Regions from separate parts of the Homo sapiens genome. Here region 2 is linked to region 1. A link is a loop called in an ENCODE intact Hi-C map of the cell type or tissue named here. Cell type or tissue: heart right ventricle. All regions are shown on one strand. Each heading gives the region's core, and the rest is flanking DNA. Links, peaks and the distances in the headings are about the cores only. Region 1 overlaps LOC105374174 (a long non-coding RNA gene). Region 2 holds the start of C3orf33 (chromosome 3 open reading frame 33).

Region 1 (2,913 bases), core at 142-2,641:
GGCACAAGGGTATGTACTTTTTGGAGTTGACGGACCTATTCCATATCTTGATTGTGGTGGTGGTTCTATAACTATCTATTTGTTAAAACTCATAGAACCGGGTGATGGGTACGCCAAAATCTCAGAAATTATCACTAAACATCTTATTCATGTAACCAAACACCACTCATTCCCCCAAAAACCTATAAAAAAATATATATTTTTTGAGACTGAGTCCTGCTCTGTAGCCCAGGCTGTGAGTGTAGTGGTGCGATCTTGGCTCACTATAACCTCCATCTCCCGGGTTCAAGCAATCCTCCCGCCTAAGCCTCTCAAGTAGCTGGGATTACAGGTGTGCGCCACCATGCTTGGCTAATGTTTATATTTTTAGTAGAGATGGGGTTTCATCATGTTGGCCAGGCTGGTCTAGAACTCCTGATCTCAAGTGATCTACACGCCTCGGCCTCCCAAAGTGCTGGGATTACAGGCGTGAACCACCGTGCCTAGCCTAAACCTATGGAAATTAAAAAAACAAAACAAAACACCCAAAAACCTCATAGGGCCGGGCATGGTCGCTCACGTCTGTAATCCCAGCACTTTGGGGGCCAAGGCAGGCAGATCACTTGAGGTCAGGAGTTCAAGACTAGCCTGGCCAACATGGCGAAACCCCATATCCACTAAAAATACAAAAATTAGCCAGGTGTGGTGTCATGCACCTGTAGTCTCAGCTACTCAGAAGATTGGGGCAGGAGACTCGCTTGAACCTGGGAGACAGAAGTTGCAGTGAGCCAAGATTGCATCACTGTACTCCAGCCTGGGCAACACAGCGAGACTCTGTCTCAAAAGAAAACAAAAGGCCAGGTGCCGTGGGTCACACCTGTAATGCCAGCACTTTGGGAGGCCAAGGTGGGTGGATCACCTGAGGTCAGGAGTTCAAGACCAGTCTGGCTAACATGGTGAAATCCAGTCTCTACCAAAAATACAAAATTTGTCAGATGTGGTGGCAGGCGCCTGTAATCCCAGCTACTCAAGAGGCTGAGGCAGGAGAATTGCCTGAACCCAGGAGGTGAAGATTGCAGTGAGCCAAGATCACGCCACTGTACTCCAACCTGGGTGACAGAGCAAGACTCTGTCTCAAAAACAAAACAAAACAAAAAACACACAAAAAACAAACTCATAGAACTGTACACTAAAAAGGGCCAATTTTACTGGATATAAATTATACCTCAATAAACCTGATTCCCACCTCAAAAATAAACAATTTTAAAATTCTCAGGAATATATAGAAGATACAGTTCAGATCTCAGTGAAATGACTGGAAAACCAGAGAAGAAATCTACAATCAGACATAGGTATATGAAGGGTCCACTAGATGGTGGTATTAATTTTTGTAACAGAGCCTAGAAAAACGAAGCAAAGACATCACAGGCGTGGCAGTGGAGTAGTTTTTTGAAAAATGTTCTTGAAGATTATTGCTGTAATTCCTAATATATTGTCACCTTGATTTTTGTGTTTTTGCTAAGCCAGGTGTCCTGGCCTTCCACTGATTCTGGGAGGCCATCAATATCCTTCCAGTAAAATTCTCTCTTTCAGTTTTGTTTTGTTTCTGAAACAGACTGAATAGCAGCATTAATAGCGGTGGTTAACCAATTTGTTTGTTTGTTTTTTGAGATGGAATATTGCTCTTGTTGCCCAGGCTGGAGTGCAACGGCGTGATCTCGGCTCACTGCAACCTCCGTCTCCTGAGTTCAATAATTCTCCTGCCGGCCGGACATGGTGGCTCATGCCTGTAATCTCAGCACTTTGGGAGGCCAAGGTGGGTGGATCACCTGAGGTCAGGAGTTCGAGACCAGCCTGGCCAACATGATAAAACCTCATCTCTACTACAAATGCAAATATTAGCCGGGTGTGGTGGCACGCACCTGTAATCCCAGCTACTCAGGAGGCTGAGGCAGGAGAATCGCTTGAACCCAGAAGGTGGAGGAGGTGCAGTGAGCCAAGATCACGCCACTGTACTCCAGCCTGGGTGACAGAGCAAGACCCCATCTCAAAAAAATAAAAATAAAAATAATTCTCCTGCCTCAGCCTCCTAAGTATCTGAGTTTACAGGCATGCGCCACCATGCCCAGCTAATTTTGTATTTTTAGTAGAGATGGGGTTTCACCATGTTAGCCAGGCTGGTCTCAAACTCCTGACCTCAGGTGATCCACCCACCTCACCCTCCCAAAATGCTGGAATTACGGGCGTGAGCCACCATGCCCGGCCTGTTTTGAGGTTTTTGTTGTTGTTTTTGTTCTCATTTTCCTTTATGGAGAATTTTAAATATGTACAAAATAAACAGAATGGTCTCATATGAACCCTTAGTGTACCTATCACCAAGCTTCAATAGTCTTTGATAATCTGCCATTTTAAATTCAAGCCTCCATGACCACCAATCCCCATGCAAATAGTTTGTTTGTTTGTTTGTTTGAGACGGAGTCTCGCTCTGTCGCCCAGGCTGGAGTGCAGTGGCGGGATCTCAGCTCACTGCAAGCTCCGCCTCCCGGGTTCACGCCATTCTCCTGCCTCAGCCTCCCAAGTAGCTGGGACTACAGGCGCCCGCCACTACGCCCGGCTAATTTTTTGTATTTTTAGTAGAGACGGGGTTTCACCGTTTTAGCCGGGATGGTCTCGATCTCCTGACCTCGTGATCCGCCCGCCTCGGCCTCCCAAAGTGCTGGGATTACAGGCGTGAGCCACCGCCCGGCCATAGTTTTTTTATAGTTGTTTGTTTGTTTTTTGAGATAAAACTCTTATGTATTTTGAAATGCAGAAATTTTAACTGTGCAATTTCAATTTGTTTTTGAAGGACCTAGTTTGGAAGTTTCTAAGAACATAGAGTAAAAAGAAAAAGGAAAGTTATGAGAAAAAGCTTAAGGGGTAATTCCAGTAAAC
Region 2 (2,913 bases), core at 292-2,791, 54 kb after region 1:
GTTCAAGCGATTCTTCTGCCTCAGTCTCCTGAGTAGCTGGGACTACAGGCGCATGCCACCACGACTGGCTAATTTTTTGTATTTTTAGTAGAGATGGGGTTTCACTGTGTTAGCCAGGATGGTCTCGATCTCCTGATCTCATGATTCAACCTCCTCAGCCTCCCAAAGTGCTGGGATTACAGGCGTAAGCCACCACGCCCGGCTGTTATTTACTTTCTATTGGCTATAACACAGAGACAATACACTCCTTGAAGCCACCACTCATAATATGTATTGTTAGGAATACAACATAGTCTGTTTTGACTTTTAAAGGTAATATTTGCATAAAGTAAAAAAAAAAAAAAAACTCCAGTAGTATAATTGCACTCTCCAATATAATAGCCACTAGCCATATGTGACTAAATTAATTAAAATTAATAAAGTTAAAAATTCAGTTCCTTGATTTCAGTAGCCACATTTCATGCAGGCAATACCCACATGAAGCTACAGGACATTTCTATCACTGAAAAATGTTTATTAGAGGTGGCAGATTGTGAAACCTCTTGCCCTTTCCTACCTTCCGTTTCCCGGGGTAGTCACTGTTACTAGTTTCTTGTATAGTATTTAGTATTTATTTATTTTTTTAGATGGAGTCTTGCTCTGTTACCCAGGCTGGAGTGTAGTGGCACGATCTTGGCTCACTGCAACCTCCGCTTCCCAGGTTCAAGCGATTCTCCTGCCTCAGCCTCTTGAGTAGCTGGGATTATAGGCGCATACCACCAGGTTCAGCTAATTTTTGTATTTTCAGTAGAGACGGAATTTCGCCATGTGGGCCAGGCTGGTCTCGAACCCCTGACCTCAAGTAATCCGCCCGCCTCGGCCTCCCAAAGTGTTGGTATTACAGGCAGGAGCCACCACACCCGGCCTCAATATATATTTTTATTACATAAATGTTACCATATTATTTGCACTGCTCTGTATCTAATTTTTGTTTTATTTAAAATGTATTAACTACTGTTTTCTAACAGCTCAAAGATTTAGAGCATGTGATATTAGGCTTTCAGAGCAGCTCTTAAAACTTTAAAGCACAATTTGAATATAAGAAATATGCATAGGTTTCAAGGACAGGTCGTATTTGGTTAAAAAATATGCATATGCTGTTCCTTGGGAGCAGGTGGAAGGAATGAATTACTTCAATTTCCTTCCTTGTGTGGCACCTGCGAAAACCACGTTGCAGCTGAGTGAATTGAAGTCACCAGCTGACAATCATCCTACTAGCTTGATAGGGAATGCTTCAGCCCCCACAGTGCTGCTCAGAGATCTCCTGCATCGTGGAATCACCCTGCATAAAAGCGGTTGGGGCACTGTTAAGACGTCTGATATCTGGGGCCCGCCCACTGGCGACTGCAGGTCGCGGGGCCACCCCGGTCCGCGGGGAAGGGGACCCCGCCGCCTTCCCGAGGTGAGCGGCGCCCCCTGCCGCCAGCCGGAGGAGCTCAGGGCCGCTCGCAGGAGGCCGGGAACATGGCGGGGCAGCCCGCGGCCACCGGCTCGCCGTCTGCCGACAAGGACGGAATGGAGCCCAACGTCGTGGCTCGGATCTCGCAGTGGGCAGACGACCACCTGCGCCTAGTCCGGGTACTGGGGCCACGCAGTCTGGGCGGGTGGTGGGCGCGGGGCGGCACAGAGCGACCCTGAGAACAACGTGAGGCCTCAGGCGTGGATCCCGCCGGGGCCGGGGAGCGACAGAAAACTGCGGGGGAATGAGCTCGAGAGGGCGACATCGCGAGTGTCGTGTGTGCGGGGCTGCAGAGGGCCGGGGGCGGGCCAGGGGGCCAGTTCGGCCTCATTATTACAAGGACTGTTCTGGATCCTTGCTGGGCTGTAGGGGGCACCTCAAAGGGTGAGACGCAGCCCAGCTCGGGGATGCCACCTGGTCCATTAGAGCATTTGGGGAGGGCCCAGAGAGGAGACCGAGGAAGAGCAGGGAAGTCCTGTACGCCTTGGGAGAGAGCATTTCTAATTTTTATTTATTTTTAATTTTATTTTTTAGGGACACGGTATTCCTCTCTGGCCCAAGCTGGAGTGCAGTGGCACGATCATAGCTCACTGCTGCTGCTCCACCCACTTCGGCCGAAAAGATCCTCCCACTTCAGCCTCCCGAGTAGCTGGAACCACAGGTTGCGTGCGCTACCCCATCGACTACTTTCTTTTAGAGTTAGAGACTGGGAGTCTTGCTATGTTGTCCAGGCTGTCCTCCAACTCCTGGCCTCAAGTGATCTCCCACCTCAGCCTCCCGAATAGATTTCTTTTTTTTGAGACAGGGTCTCCCTCTGTCACGCCTGGAGTGCAGTGGCACCATTATGTCTCGTTGCAGTCTCCACTTCCTGGGCTTAAGCAATCCTCCCACCTCAGGCTCCCGAGTAGCTAGGGCTACAGGCACTTGTCACCACACCAGGCTAATTTGTTTTTTGTTTGTAGAGGCAAGGTCTTCCTGTGTTGCCCAGGCTGGCCTTGAACTCCTGGTCTCAAGAGATCTGCCCGCCTCGGCCTCCCAAAGCACTGGGATTGTAGGCATCAGCCACTGGTGCCCTGCCTTTTTTTTTTTTTTTTTTTTTAAGTGAAGCACTAAGCCTCTGGAGTTGAAGCAAGAGAGGGACATGTTAGGCCACCAGGCAAGAGAGGGTTGTGGCTAAGACACAGAATTGTGGTGATATGAATTGTTTGGGTGTGAGGTACAAAGAAAGAGGTCCAAGGAGGCTGGTAATAGTTGCTGATAAGGAGAAGGAGTTGGAATAAATGATTTATTGGGGAAAATCTAGAGAACTTTTTGGACACGTACATGGAGATGTGCAAATTTGGAGATCATTATTAGACTTCTAAGCAGAATTGTAGATGCTGTCCTTGGCAACTGGATATGGGGTCCGGTGTTGA

The links. Hi-C counts contacts between places; a loop is a spot of excess contacts. Peaks named below come from ENCODE experiments on the same cell type or tissue, not always from the same donor. Only the 100,000 strongest peaks of a DNase experiment are listed, where the experiment ranks them.
Region 2: a loop joins it to region 1, with 2.3 times the contacts of the local background. A loop is called at or near these places in 57 of 110 quality-filtered maps.

What each region holds. Positions count from the first base shown.
Region 1 is chr3:155,858,514-155,861,426 of GRCh38, reverse strand. The region is part of intron 2 of LOC105374174 (a long non-coding RNA gene); the gene reads right to left. Among named protein-coding and RNA genes, the nearest start is that of SLC33A1, 5.5 kb to the right of the region's middle. In heart right ventricle, for the core only: a CTCF peak has its summit at 1,331 (motif pointing right); no DNase peak of the experiment used is centred there.
Region 2 is chr3:155,804,843-155,807,755 of GRCh38, reverse strand. It overlaps C3orf33 (chromosome 3 open reading frame 33), which reads left to right and starts at 1,478. Exons shown (of 5, transcript NM_001308229.2): 1 at 1,478-1,617. The coding sequence starts at 1,504. RefSeq lists a silencer at 1,194-1,543. In heart right ventricle, for the core only: CTCF peaks have their summits at 1,269 and 1,471 (motif pointing left); a DNase peak (open chromatin) is centred at 1,425; H3K4me3 peaks cover 1,543 bases; H3K27ac peaks cover 1,505 bases.